Linked DNA regions of Homo sapiens: region 2 is linked to region 1. Evidence: chromatin loops called from intact Hi-C (ENCODE). Cell type or tissue: gastrocnemius medialis. All regions are shown on one strand.

The links. A loop is a pair of places that touch in the nucleus more often than their neighbours do. Peaks named below come from ENCODE experiments on the same cell type or tissue, not always from the same donor. Only the 100,000 strongest peaks of a DNase experiment are listed, where the experiment ranks them.
Region 2: a loop joins it to region 1, with 13 times the contacts of the local background. A loop is called at or near these places in 56 of 110 quality-filtered maps.

The regions. Positions count from the first base shown.
Region 1 is chr3:152,467,189-152,475,188 of GRCh38, reverse strand. No RefSeq gene overlaps it. Among named protein-coding and RNA genes, the nearest start is that of MBNL1-AS1, 200 kb to the right of the region's middle. In gastrocnemius medialis, CTCF peaks have their summits at 415 (motif pointing left) and 3,038 (motif pointing right); DNase peaks (open chromatin) are centred at 3,048 and 3,278; H3K27ac peaks cover 1,793 bases.
Region 2 is chr3:152,570,003-152,578,002 of GRCh38, reverse strand. No RefSeq gene overlaps it. Among named protein-coding and RNA genes, the nearest start is that of P2RY1, 260 kb to the left of the region's middle. RefSeq lists a silencer at 3,336-3,415. In gastrocnemius medialis, a CTCF peak has its summit at 3,326 (motif pointing right); a DNase peak (open chromatin) is centred at 3,352.

The sequences.
Region 1 (8,000 bases):
CTATTCTATTTCTTTGACACCCAGTAAATGCTAAATATGTTTTTCTTGTATAAACTCATTGAAATTCTTCAAGGCAAAAAAAAAAAAACAACCACTTTATTCTGGGAAGAAATGCAGAGACAGGAATAGGTAGTGAATATACTTCTTGGAGCAAGAGGAAGAATAAATGCAGGTAATTAATGTATAACCAGAAGAAATGCAATCTCAGAGATGGGAGAATACTGCTGAAGACCTCCATGTCTATTTCCTAACCTATAACAATATATTTCTTAAGAAAATATTGCCCAAGAGAACAGAATTCTCCAGAATGCCTTTTCACATTTCACAAGAATCTGCACTGTACTCTGGTCATCTTCAGGGTAAGGCCTCAGGTTTGGAGGAATTTCTAGATTACATCATACGCCAACACTGACATCTGCTGGAAATGCACATTGCTCACAGTTCCTGCAGTTGGTTAAGTAGAAATAAAGTGCAAAGAAACATTTGTTTTATTGAGATGATAATCTTGGCAAACAAATTTTTAGGGATAAACATGGCCATAGGATTTTTACTCTAAATTACTAATTGTTATATACATAAGCCTTAGCATGGTCCAAATAAGCGTATTTGATATTTTTAAAAGCAAAACATTATACATATCTCTGAATATGAAGAATTTAATTTCATCCCATGTTTCGTAAGTAGCATGGTTATTGTTCTCTGGATTAGAGAAAAAATTAAATTAGTTGGAGGCCTCACTTTTCATTGATATGTGAACACAGTTTTGACAAATGATTTGTTGCTGTGGTTTGTATTATTCTGCCCATTCTTCTAAGTTTTCTTCCTGCTGTCTCACTTGTGATATGAATTAGGTATTTGAGGAATAGTGAAATTGAAGAAGAATACACTTTCCTACCCTTGGCTACATATAAATTTTAAGTATAATCTAATGCAAAATATTCCTTGCTACACTAATCTTTCATTTACTGAAACTTTTCAGTAAAAGAAAAATAATTCTACAACTTAAAAATTATTTTGTTTCATTTTTTCAGAAAAAAAAATCTGTATATTTTCCATGGGTATCTGTAAAAATTACCTCCTAGTTTCCTAGCATAAGCCTTGCATGTTAGGAAATATTAATATTTTCTTCTGAATTTATCTTATAAGTTATCCTTTTGGGAAAATATTTATTTTGTCCCTTTAAAAAATCTTTGCATTATAAAACATAGCAAGGAAATACAAAAAGTATATCATATACAAATGTGCAGTTTAATGTATTATGGAAAGATGGGCACTCATGTAACCACCACTCAGATAAAGAAATAGAACACTGCCAACATGTTTCAGAAAATCCTCATTGCCCCTTTTGTATTACATTTCACATCTTGGTTCCTTTTACAGTTTAACCCCTGAGTATACATTTTTAAATACTATGGTTTAGTTTTGCCTTTTGCTGTGATTTATACCTCTTCCTTGATTAGTATTATTCAATTTTATGAACATATAACCATTTTTTGAACCAAAGTGTTCTTGATGAACTTTTGGGTTGTTTCTGATGTGGAGCTGTTTCTAATTCTAATATAAGCATTTTTGTCCAAGTCTTTTGGTGCATATACAGGCATTTCTGTTGGATATAAATCTAAGAATGAATTTGCTAGCTCATAGGTTATAGGTCTTCAACTTCAGTAACACCAATATATTTTAATAACGTGGTTTTACCAATTTGATCTCTACCCAGAAGTACATGGTGTTTCATTTACTTCACATCTTCACCAACACCTGATATGGATACTTTCTCATCTTGGCAATTGGGATGGAGTGAGTAGAGGCATTTCATTTGGTTTTTAACTTGTGTTGAATATCCTCTTTTATAAAGTACCTGTATAAGCCCCTTGCCCTTTTTCCTAATGGGGTGTCAGTCTTTTCAAAAACATATTTCCAGAAATTCTTCATAAATTCGGTTTATTTGCCCTTTGTTGTTGTGTTGCAAATACCTACTCCTATTAATGCAGACCTATGACAGAAAAATCAAGATTCCTTTAATGAGCTGTTTTGGCTTGGAGACTGTTGACCCGGCTGAAACTTTCCTGGAATTGTGCTTCAGTTTGAAAATGTTTCTACCCTAGTGCCCTTTCCTTCACAGTTGTCAGGTCTATAGGACGGTTTGACATCTCCTTTTAATTTCTGTGGCTCCTTCCCCACTAAGTCTCTTGCATTTTTGATCTATCTTGGCATCTATTTCCCAGAGGACCCTAAGTAATACAGTCCCTGTACTTATTATTCCAATTTGCCACCATGTTGTCTTTTATCCAACAGCTGGTTTCCTTGCGTGCAATTTTACCTTCACAAATCCTCTGTCAGCAGCAACCAGAATAATCCATCTGTCCATAGCTGCCCCCTGAAAGTGTAAACTCGCTATTGAGGCCCATCAGATCTCCATAATCCCATACCAGTCTATCGCATCAGTGTCTTCATCTGGCCCTCTCAGCCTCTCATTTTATGTGATAATGGTATCAACTTTGTTGATGCCTTCCACTCAGGTCTTGTATTTGTTTCCTCTGTGCCTTAGTAAGGTGGCCTCCTCTGCCTGGGATAATCTTCCTTCCTCTTTTCCTAAATACAGCTGCTCATCTTGTTGGCACCCCCTCCAGGAGAACTTCTCACATCACCTCAAGCTGGATTTACTGCTGGACCCCACCAAACACCCTACCCCCTCAATACTCCTAGGTCTTACATGTTACTGCCTTGTGACTTTCTCCCCAAGGGAAACACAGCCTCCACCAGAGCAGCGACAGTACCTTACTCGTTTCATCTGCGTATGTCTAGTGCTAGCACATACTTAGCTTAAAGTAATCAGTAGATTTTTTTGTAAAATCCAAAGTGTTGGGCTCTAGTAATTTAAGAATTTGCTATTTTTAGAAACTCTTAAAATAAAAAATAATCGATTAGTTTGTTCAAGTGTTTTGAACCATTAGAGAGCAAGTTATTTGTATTTTGGGAGATGACGCGAGTAAAACGGTGACTGCCCAGTTTTCGTCATTTTAGGGTTACAGGAAGCTCCACCAGAGGGCGAGCAAGAGAAGGAAAACAACATAAATTAGAATCAGTCTGTTGTATACTGATAGCAAATCTGGAGGAAAACTTTTAAAATGGTAATACTAATAACTAGCGTGGTGGCTCAAACCTGTAATCCCAGCACTTTGGGAGGCCGAGGTGGGTGGATCACCTGAGGTAAGGAGTTCAAGACCAGTCTGGCCAACATGGTGAAATCCCGTCTCTACTAAAAATACAAAAATTAGCCGGGTGTGGTGGCACGTGCCTATAGTCCCAGCTATCCAGCAGGCTGAGGCAGAAGAATCACTGTAGTCCGGGAGGTGGAGGTTGCAATGAGCCTAGATAGCACCACTGCACTCCAGCCTGGGCAACAGAGCGAGACTCTGTCAAAAAAAAAAAAAAAAAAAAAACACCTGACTAAATTGAGTTCTAAATTTCTGAATTTTGTGGAGAACTAGTTTCTTTGTCCATCCTTATCTATTTGTTTTTGAAACAAGACTAATAAATAAACTAATACATTGATTTTATCTTTTGGAGTCTTGAAAAAAATGCAATGAGGCAACTATTTCAATAATTTTTCTTATATAAAATATTTCCTTCATATACATATGCATGTGGTGGGTAAGAACTTGATAATAACAAATGAAAGAATTTCAAATTTCAAAAGATATCCACATTATACCAACACATCCAATCAATTCAAGTTAAAGACACAGTATCATTAGAGTTTGTAGGACCAAAATGCGGGTGATTGTCACATTTTGTCTTAACCAACTTGAGGTCTGGTTACTGTGCAATTATAGAAGGCATATAGTAATATTCTCCTTATCCTCATGAACATGATAATGCCTTTAGAAAGTTGCATGACACTGAAAACCAGGGGAAAAACTGTGAATTTGGGGAAATTTGTGTTCCAACACAGACCTATCTTCTGGGCTCCTTCTCTTCCATTTCTCCTTAGGAATCAGTGGCCTTTCTCTTTTCCCATAACACTAGGCAGTCTTTTAGCATATCAGTTATCAGTTTGTATTTTAACTAGTTGTTGACACGTATATCTTGCCCACTCTTCACTGGATTCTTTGAGCACAGACTTTTGTGGATTAATCTGTCTACCACAGTGCTTAGCAGATTAGCATTCTGTAAATTCCTATGAGGAGAACAGAAAAAAACAAAAGAATGAAGAGAGGGTGGAAAAGGGATGAAAGGAGGGAAGAAGGAAATAAACTAATATGGATTTAAGTCACTTTCCAATAAAGTCTCCTTAAAGTTTTTAAATCTCATTAACTATGAATTTTTAAATTCATGTCTAACTCAGCGATTGTTAATTAGCTGTGAACAAGTGGGAAATTGTAGGAGAATATGGTGGTTTCTCAGACCCCCTTATCAAATGAAGTAACTGTTCGATACACATTTTCATAATGAAGGTTCTCCTGGGAGATGAGATAGCCTAAATAGAGATCAGAGCTTCGAGCCCTATGAAATAATATAAAGGGAACAGGATGAAAGAAAAATACACACAACTAATTAAAGCAAGATAGATATGTTAAAAAGCATTCAACTGTAAGTATATATTCTGTACGAATCAATGTCCACTGCAGTTCTTACAATTTGTTCACAGGTGGATGGCCTATGTTCCTCCTATGCTCTGCTGTTGTTGCTAATTAGCACAGGTGTGAGGTGCCAAGGGAAAGAAACCAAAACATAAATAAAAACAGTTCAGCAGATGGTAAGGAAAGGCATTTGAATGCAAGGCAAGAGATTCATAAGTTCAGAATTAGAAATATTTTAAGGGATGCAGAGAGAACGTAAAGGTATGTTCTCTTTCACCACAGATGCTTTATAAGAAAATGTTCATAACGTATACCACTCATACCAGAATATTCCTTCCCACACATCCTTCTCTCCATAGACAGCGAGTTAGGTAATCACATCTTTGTATTCAAGCGAGGGAAGTTTTAATTAAACACATTCTAAAATACTGTATTTGGTGGTATAGTTTGGGCTTTTGGGGTTTAGGGTCAGTGTGGGCTGGAAAATACCAGTTCACTTTTCCAGACTAATTTTCAAAGAATGGAAGGTATTGAGTCAATCAACCTTTCTAGATACTGTGTCTGCATTGTTTTTACAATCTGAAAAGTAGAGTGTCATAGAATGTTCCTCATCTGCATTTTCCATGAAGGCTAGAAGACAGATTTAATAAATATTAATGTATACAATCAGCCAGTTCCTACTAAATAAAAACTAGATGCTAGGCTCTAGGTGCTTCACAGACATGAGTAAGACTGGTTCCTCCTAGCAAGAATGTACCTGTCTTTGGAACAATTCCAAACTGTAAACAAATTTGAAATATCAGAACAAAATGAGTACTGAAATACAGTTAAAAGCAATACATCATGAAAAAAATAAAGCAAATAATAATGCTTCATAGTGTCAGGAGGGAAAATAATACTTCTTGATGCAGTGGCATTTAATTTGGCAAGAAGGATGAGTCAGTATCCAATAGCAAAGATGGCTGGAGAGTGTATGCCACCGAGGTAATGTTATGCCACCTTTACTTTAACAAGGTCTCTGCTCAAATGTCACCTTCTTCGAGCACACCTTGCTCTCATCTCCCACATTATTATAGTTACCCTGTTAGCAAATCCTCCTAAGGTATTTTGCACACAGTTATCTTTTTTTGATAAAATTATAGTAGATATTAACCAATTCTGGTGACTCAGCATCTTTTAAAGAGTCGGGAAGGTGATGAGATACTCCTAAAACAAAAAGATGATTTAATTGATTAAATTAAATTAAATTGAGAGGCCAAGGTGGATTGCTTGAGCCCAGGAGTTCAAGACCCACCTGGGGAAATAGGAAGACCCCCATCTCTACGAAAAAATTAAAAAATTCTCTGGGTGTAGTGGTGCATGCCTGTAGTCCCAGCTACTTGGGAGGCTGAGCTGGGAGGATTGCTTAAGCCCAGAAGGTTGAGACTGCAATTAGCCATGTTTATGCCACCGCACTCCAGCCTGGACAATAGAGGAAGACCCTGTCTCAAAAAAAAAAGAACAATTTAAAAAAAAGTTAAAAGGAGTTTTATTCATATCCTTTTGCTATTTTTCACTAAAACAACACATATTTTACTAAAACAGCATACATATTTTACTGATTTGGCAAGATGTCTTCTATAATTTCTCAACTAACAGTGATAGGTAAAGTGGAAGTTTTGTAGGACATTTTAAGATTCTGAAGATGACAAACTGACTCAACTAAATAGGGAAATGGTCTAAGAAAAAAGTAAATAATTCAGATTTTAAAAAAAATAAATTTAAAAAACAATGAATATTTACTAAACTAGAAATCTCTGAAAAGCCAATTAAAGTCTCCTATTATCTTACCACTAAAATTACTTTCCTATGTGATTAACTCATTTTTGAAAAAATGCTTTATAAATATATAACACTGTATGATACTTTACTTATTTCCTAAGTATTGAAACATTTCCTAAGTATTGAGACCAGGATTTTGCCATTATAAAAATGCTGCAATGAACATGTTTATTCAAAAATATTTTTTCAATATTCAAGTTAATTTTTAAGGATAAAGTGAGTTAGACAGTAAGTAGGGGAGTTGTATCATTGTATTCCAGAAGAGAATGTAGTTTTTATTTAATTTTATTCTAAATTATTTTGTGGTATAAAGAGATTCGGACTAGTGAGGGAGGAGGGAAATACTAGATGAGTGTCTATACAGATGGAATTACATACTCTACATATTTTGTTTTAGTCATTACACTGTAAGGTTCTTGCCATTGATCCTTGTATCTCAGAGCCTAGCATCCTGTACAGTATATAACCAGATTCTAATATGTTTAAGTTGAAATAGTACTAATTTAAGCATTCAAAATAAACCTATGATGAAACATGTTATGGAAATATACTAGTGTCACTGAAATGTTACTAGAAGTATTATTTTGATAAATACAATAAAAATATTTAAAATACATTATTTAATGGTATCATTTTCATAATGCATTCATTCTATTACTTGATCTTGAACACAGTTAAAATATTTGAAGGGGGATTCAAAGAGTTAAGCTTAGATATGCCTAAATGGTTACTTTCATATTGGGTCTAAATGGGCTAGGTGTTGTCTGTGACCATATCAAATTGAAGTAAGAACTATACAAAATTTTCAGATTGACCATATCAAATTGAAATAAGAATTATACAAAATTTTCAGAGTTAATAAAAATGTACTTGATTCTGTTTTTGAAATAGTATAAATGAAGTAACAGCAGGTCTTGTGGTGGTGGTAAATTACAAGATAGTTTCATTGCTAAACATGAAAGATAAAATTACAGATAATATAAATGAGAGAGTGTGTGTACCTGGCTACTTTGAAAGGGATGTGTAATCGAAGAATCAGGATAAAAAGTTGAAGAATAAGTGGAGTGATTTTTAAAATTGATAAAATAGCAATCATAGTTAACATGTATCAATTACTTGCTATAAACCAAGCAACTTTCTAAGCTCTTTTTATATATTAACCCAGTTCTTTCCTCCATAGTCATTAAACCAGAATGTGTGCAGGTAGGAACCAGTTATCTGGGGGATCTTTTAAAAGTATCGATACTTTTATTGAGTTTTATTTTAAAAGTATCGAAACCCCATCTCTACTAAAAATACAAAAAATTAGCCGGGCGTGGTGGCAGGCGCCTGTAGTCCCAGCTACTCGGGAGGCTGAGGCGGGAGAATGGCGTGAACCTGGGAGGCGGAACTTGGAGTGAGCCAAGATCGCGCCACTGCACTCCAGCCGGGGCCACAGAGCAAGACTGTCTCAAAAAAAAAAAAAAAAAAAAAAAAAAAAAAAATCCCCCCGACAATTCCAGTTTGCAGCAAAGTCTGGAAACCACTCAATAATGGTGCAGTATTTATATTCTCGTACTTATTTTATTAAAGTGGAAACTGAGTCAGAGAAGTAAT
Region 2 (8,000 bases), 100 kb before region 1:
TTTTTCTTGATAATTTTGCCTTGCAATGATCTAAGAAAATTTACCATAGTCCACTACTATCCACAGTAACCTCCTTTAACTATGATTTATGCTACCATCTACTGAAGAACATTAATGATTCAAAAGACTTGGGTTCTAGTTTGACTCTAAAAACTATGGGGTTCATGTCTTTTTGGCAGTTTATTTACAATACCTATGACTTGGTTTTCTCATCTATAACATGGGGTTAAATAATATTGTGTCATGCCTTAATTGATTGGTATAAGGATCAAAGTGATACGTGTGTGAGGGTGCTTGAGTTCCTTTTATTTTTTCACTTCTGTACTCATTATGCTTATATTCTCTTTGAAATACTTTTCCTCCTTGTTATGGGTCACATTTTCCTGCCTCTTGTCATGCCCAATGATTTCCTATTGAATGTTGGACATTGTGATTGTTATATTGTTAAGTGTCTGGATTTTCTTGTCTTTAATGAGTGTTTTGACACTTAAGTTGCAGACCAGTTTGATTGCTTTGAGTATTGTTTTGAAGATGTATTAGGGCTGGGTTTGTTGTTGTTATTTTGTTTTGTTTTGTTTTGTTTTTGAACAGGGTCTTGCTCTGTCACCCTGGCTAGAGCGTGGTGGCACGATCACAGCTCACTACAGCTGTGACCTCCTGGGCTCAAGTGATCCTCCCACCTCAACCCCTCCAGTAGCTGGGATTACAGTTATGTGCCATCATGCCTAGTGTATTTTTTTGTAGAGATGGTATTTCACCATGTTGCCCAGGCTTGTCTTGAACTCCTGGGCTCAAGCAATCCATCTGCTTCAGCCTCCCAAAGTGCTGAGATTACAGGTATGAGCCACTGTACCTGGCCAGGGATGGTTTTAAGTAGCATTTACTCCTGGGATAATTTCACTAAAGCATGATCATTTGGAGTCTGTACTGAACGTCCTCAAGTGACTACCGAGGACTCTTCATGCTGATTGGGTGGTGCTTGAATGACACCCTGGCTTTTGTGAGCTCTAGAAATTATTCTGCTTACAAATCCGAGGTTGCTTGTTGTCTGAGGTCATGGAGTTTTACTCCTATGTGCACTGTCTAGTACTCAACAAAGACTCAAGGTGATTCCAGTAACAAATCTGCAGCTAGGTTTTTGTTTTGTTTTGTTTTTATAGTTCTCTCCTTTCTGTAACTCTGTCCTACAGCTTCAAAGGAATTCAGCCTCTCTGAACTCCAATTGCTGTCCTCAACTCCCTAAGACTGCTAGATTCTGTCTGGTTTCCCCTTCCATGTGGCCATGGTACAGAAATTTCCTCTAGGCAGGAAGCTAGGGAGGTTGTAGGGCTCACACTATTGTTTCCCTTTCCTCAGGGATAATAGTCCTGGGCTGCCTACTGCCTAAAGCCTAAAAATACTTTATTTTAGATATTTCATCCAGTTTCTGTGTTTATAGCAGGAGGTTAAGTCTGGTCCTTATTATTTCATTATGGCCAGAAGTACAATTTTCATATGAAGTTACTTTCAATTCTTTAAATTATTATATTTTTTACATTACTTCTTTCAACTATCTAATTCTTAAACATTTAGATCAATATACTCTCAAATTGCCATTATGTGTTTGAGTGTGTGTCTGTATGTGTGTGAGAGACAGAGGGAGAGAGAAAAGAGATACCAAGCATGCTACAGAAAGATATCATTTTTTATTTTCTTCTCTTCAACTTTCAGGTTTTGGCTTTTGAGTAGCAGACATTTTTCTTTAATAGTTATGTTTCTTTTCATGGGAATTATACAAAAAATAGCATCAAAGTGATAATTTCTGCCATTTTATTATCTAGAATGAAGCTAAGTAAAAGTGAATTTAAAGAAAAAGGATTAAATAAATCACAGTAAACATAAAAAACAAGGCAAAACCTTTGAAGATGGTAAGCTGGTGTATGGCTGACGGGTCTGGGGCCTCCTTTACATGGTAGAAGGACTAGATAAAATAAGAGCAGAGGAGAAAAACACTCAGCTATTCTGCGTCTGATCTAACATTTTATTTTTCTTCCCCTTGAAAATTTTGTCTTCCAAAGATGTATTCATATAATTGTTCTTCTGGGGGGATCCTTCTGCATTTGAGTTGACTAATGGAAGATACTTGCAGTGTTTGGAAGTCAACGATATGATGTTACTACCAACAACCACTTTAATCAGAAATAAACTAAGGAGCACTTAGTCCTGAACATCTCTTCTTCATCCATACTTTCCTCTTGACAGCTAAACACTTCTTCCATTTATTCAGAGAGAAAAAAAGACTGGGAGAAAAACTTAAAATAGAACTATTAAGATAGAAGAACAGAAAGTAAAATGAATGAGGACAATTTCTAACAGAAGGAAGCAGAGGGTTCAATTTAAAACCTGTATCTATTTTACAGTTGCCTATGCTGTGGTTGTGTTGGATTGCCAGAGTTTAGAAAGCAGACACTGTCCTTATGGATTAATTGGATGAACCACTTACTAGGGAGGAAAAGAACTGAATGTGTTCAGAATCTGTGACTACATTATTCTAAGCCTAGGTCTGTGTATCTGCCTCCCAGTGCCATATGGCAGAAGCATAGGTTGGTAATTTCCAGATTATTTAGTTCCAAACTTTTCCACAAAATGTGGTGATTTTATTTATTAACACTGAGAAGGAAGATATTCTGCAATATGATTAACAATGGTGGAGAAAAACTATAGAGATAGCTTGTTATAAATACAGTCAAAGCTCTGTAAATCTGTGGTTTTCTTGAGTTCCAAGGCTTTGAGACTAAGGCAGCAAAGATTTAAGTTGCAAGAAGCTCTGTTTTACTCTTTCTCTCTACATCTTCTCTACATCCCTCCTGATGCTACAATTTCCTCAGAGCTTGGGACTGTATGTAGAGTTATTTGACTGACCCTTTTAGCACACAGTAGTTGGGAGAAAACATCGTGTCAAATCATGCTGTGAGGGGATAAAAGGTAAATTCTGCCAGTTGGTTGTCGAATATCTTGTAAGAAAAACTGAATGCTTAGCCTTCTATATAGGACTGCCAATTAAATATTTAAATTAAAAAAATTAAAGATGAGCCAATCCTTCTAAATGGAAAAATACAATGATGCGTCACTAAAACACAATCCTGATGAAGTAATTTTCTATTCTTTTCCATAAGAGATAAGCACCTACTGAGATAAGTATAGGCTCCTACAAGTAGAAGAGCCTTGGAAAAGAACACAAATTAGAGGTTGTTGGAGAAGCAATGGCAGTGACTTTACTGTTTCTTCATATCTTCTTTTTTAAAAATACTGAAACTCACCCCCTCAAACAGGAACAGATAGCATTAAAGTTGATGTTGGCCACTGGGTGGCAGCGATGCCTCAGTAACATTATTTGAACAATGAGGACAGTTTGCCAAGCTTTCTCCATCTCCTCACCTCCAGATTCATAAGCACCATTTTCCATGCTTACAACTGTCACTAGTGGAATCATAAATTCTATTCATAGCTCCACTTATTTTCATCTTTTATTCCTAAGAGGAAGACATAACTTCTCTTAGGCTCTTTATGCTATCTATAATTTCTGGGACTTTTATTCAGAGTTTGTTTTGCTGGGATTTTTTTTTGACCTTTCACTCCATTTTCAGCTTTTTTCTTTCCACTTATGTCCTCTCCTTTATATACAATATGCCCAGAAATATTCTTAAAATTCTGCACAGCTAGGCATTAAGATCAATCTTGCCTGTTTCTCTTGGCTTTTTCTCCTCATCTCATCTTTCCTCTGTACCATAAGAAGACTTTCTCTGAGAGGAGAATGATGAACTATTTACTTTTAGTTCCCAGTTCCTAGATCTGCTAAATCACATCTTCTGCCCCCACAGAAGTAGAAAAAGAAAAACGCTATTGAGCATAAATCTCATGATTTTGTCTTCTTTGAACAGACATTTCTGTCAATTTGCCTTTAGGGATGTTGAGCTTTGAGAATTCTTTCACCCATTTATTTTCATTTTGTTTCTTCAGCTGGGGTCCGTATACAAGAGGACTTCTTTAGTGAGATGTCATGGCCAACATCCACTTAAAATATAAACTTAGTTAAAGCAACTGTACTTCTATGGGGAATCAGCACAAAATCACAGAAATAAAGCTGCAAGTTAACTTGGAAATAATGTTGCTCAAGCATCTGCAACGTTCTTAGAGGAAGGATCTATGTATGTATTCTCCAGAGCCTACAGGTGGAAAGGGAGGGCCTTGGTAGGGCTTTACTGAAATCAGAGTCTGACAGTGGGGTAAGGGAAAAGGCATAACCATCAATTATATTTTCCTCCCAGGAGGGAGTGTCTGCACAAGACATTGATGCTGGATCATGGTGGAGTGGTATGTGTAATGGCAGTACCTGCTGGTGAATCCCTCAGATAAGATATTTTAAGTTTCGTAGGTGGAGAGTACATAATTGCTTAGAGAGTCACTAGCCAGATGCTCATTTATCTAAAAAGTTGGTTCTTGGGAGGCATACATATGTTTCTTAAGATTTTATGTCTAGTTATGAGAGAACTCAGATTTCTGGAACAAATACTGCCCATCTGTACAATAGGGTTATTAAATATTTATTATTTATATTGCCATGGTAAGGAATAAGTAACATATGCAATTCACCCTGCATAGTATGTGATAAGAATTAAGGAATCAGTACATGTAACTTCCCTTCTCTCAGTAATAAACAACAAATGTCATAAGCATGGGCTTAGAGCAACATATTTGCATTAAAGTTCTGCTTACCCACTTACTGGCTTTATGTTTTTGACTTTTAAGTTTAGTTTTCTTCTCTGTAAAATGTAAATATAATAGCACTTACCTTACAGGCAAGGTGCTTTTTCAGGATTTATTGGCCATGTGTGCTATACAATAAATATGCGTTGAATTTAATCTATTACTATTACTAGAAAATATTTTGCAGTAAAATTAATGAAACAACTGGAAAGGCCAAATTAAGCTGGGCATTAGGACTGATTATTAAGCTGGGCAAGTGAAGAACTGTTTATTAAATGACTTAGGACACAATTGCATGATCTATATATTGTTTTCTTCTACAGAAGAAATGTATTTCTACAAAAACTTGAGAATGAAATAAAATAACTTTCTCTTGTTTTGCCAAGAGAAAAGTTATTTAAAAGGGTTGGGTGATAAAGGTAGCTAGATTTCATAGGATCATTGAATGTCTATTCTTAACAATCTTTTTCATTCTATTGCTATTTCAGATGCACTTAATTTCTGCCAAAATTTTGATTATTTTTTAAAAATTACAATAATAAGAACACTTATAACTAGAGACATATATTTTTCCTTAATTAAAAAAGAAGTCAGAAGCTAAGTTTGAGTTTCTAATCTTTAGCACTTAATAAATATATAAGTATACAAAAACCCCCAAGATTTGCAATAATAAGGAAAATATTCAATTAACACAGTAGTGCCTGAGTAGGATCACTGAATATCCAATCTGTGTTCAGGTCGTAACTTAAATACTTTGGTTGTAAAGGTAATTTCCTTACAGTAGTGACAAATTAAGCAATAAAAAATGATTTGGTGACAGAAGTGGCAAGGGCATTACCAACACACCCAATCTTCAAAAATTCAAAGAATGTAATTTTCTTATTTAGAAATAAAATATTAAAGTGGTATTGAACTCTAAGCATAAAGTATTTAGACACATCTGAAAACTAAATTTGTCTGTCTTCATGTTTTGTAGAACTCAATTATAATTCACTTCATTGTTATCATCTTCTCTAGAGAAATCAAAAATAAAATTCTGCCCTTACCTGCCCTCCTTGTGGTCACTGTACAGATTCAATTATAATACTTCAAAATACACTCTTGTGAATCAAATTGAGGAGGTCATATTGAACAGATATATGCGGTTTAAACTGTAGGAATTAATAGATATGTCTGTGACAATAGCTTAACTCTAGGGGACAAAAGAATGTACATTGCCATTTCTTTGCTAAGCTCCTGGCAACCTTACCTCAGTATTTTGATAATGTATCACATGTTAAAGAACAAGGGACAAAATTGAACATTATATTTTTTGAGAAAACTAATTAATTGTGTATGTATAAGTACATTGGCCTTTAAAAATGAAACCTCTAAAATCATGTGCTTGTTCTAGCATTGCAAGACTTTTTCGTTTCTATAAAGGAAGATTAAAAAACCCTAGGTTCAGCACAATGAAAATAAAACAGCAAGTCAAAACATAGCTATCTTATTCATAAAAATATCCTAGATCGGGATAAGAAGTTGATTATAATGGCAGGCATATTTTTGGCCTCATACATGCACAAAATAAAGGAAGTATGATGTTCAGAGATTTTTAAGTGAACAATAGTATGCCATCACCACATTTTCTCTTTCACATTATTATGCTCAGCTAGCTCATCATTCCTTTTTTTCTGAACAAAAATGTATGAGAGCTATAAAGCCCCAAGTATCAGATCAGATTGTTCTAGCTATATCTCATCAAGCATTTTCTATATTGAAAAGTTAAAAGCCATTATGTGGAAGCTCTATTAGAGAACAGCACACACACACACACAAATAATCTTCTAAATAGGGTTTTCTAATCTTAATCAGAGCACATTAGTATTGCTTCTGTTTCCTTTTAAGGAGGAGATGGTATGAGTTTAACTTGAAGATTATAAAGCTTATAACTTTTCAGAAGAGGAAACAGGAGACCAATAGAAGTAAATGAAACATATTGGGTGACATTAAAAACTGATGTAGTGATCATAAAATGATTCTAGAGTTCATTCTCATCTTGGGACAACCCAAACCATGGGTTTCATTTTAAGACTTAGCCAAGTCCACTGACCTCTCTATCATTCACCTACATTTCCTGGTCATTAAAGCAATTAAGCCATTCTGTTGATCACTTTTGTTGTTTTAAGTTAAAAAGAAAATAAATCTTGCTGGTTTCATTTAACAATTTATTTAACCAGTCCTTTCTGAGTTCCTGCTATGTGCCAGGGATATTCTATGGAAAGCAATAATAAGACTATTTTATTCACTCTTCCTGGAGCTTTTAATTCTGGTAGTGGCAAAGAGACAATAAACAATACATCATGTGCAAAGTAGTGATTAAAGGGTATAAGAAATAACACAAGGGAACTTAACAAAACAATGGGAAGAGAGAAAGTCTTAATTTCATATTATATGCTTGAGAAAGACCTCTCTAAAAAGGTAACATGTTAATAGAGAACTGAGGGAACTTAAACAGTGATCTGAGTGGCCATGGCTGAAGAAAAGAATTCCCGGGACAGAATGTAGAATTGCTAAGTCATTTAGACAGGATTATACCTTGCGTGTTTGTGAGTGGTGGGAGCTGGTAAGAAGTGGGAAAGGGGTAGGAGATGAGGTCTGAGATGTAGCTGGAGGCAAAGTCATGGGGGATTTGGGTTTGAATTCTAATAAGGTGAGAAGTTTTGTTATCTGACTTATGTTTTGAAAGAAGGTCTGAAAGCTGGGAGCCATGGCCTGCGCCTGTAGTCTCAGCTACTTAGAAAGCTGAGGTGGGAGGATCCTTTTGGGACCAAGAAATGGAGACCAGGCAGGGCAAAGTAGAAAGACCCTGCCTCTAAAAAAGAAGATGGGGGGGGTGGGGGGGGAGGGTGGGGGGAAGTGATTAGAAGTGATTAGGCCTTCTGTCCCCACAGGCCACAGTCAGTGCTGCTGAAGATTCAGCTTTGTTTCAGACTTTCACACTGAAGCTCTGCAGCTTTATTTGGGCAGGTGTGGAGGGAAGCTCCCTGGAGGCAATATGCAGGCTTAGTCCTGTCCTTACCTGGCTGTAGAGAAGGCCTGCAATGGCATCTTGTTTGCTTTTAGGTATATTTTGACATTTTCCAACAGTATTAAGGCCAGTGTATTTCTTTGCATTCTAAGACCAAAATCCAACCAAATATGACCATTCATTAATGGTCATATTTTAAGTTACAGATGCATTTTCATCAAAATAAACAAGATCATCTGCCCTC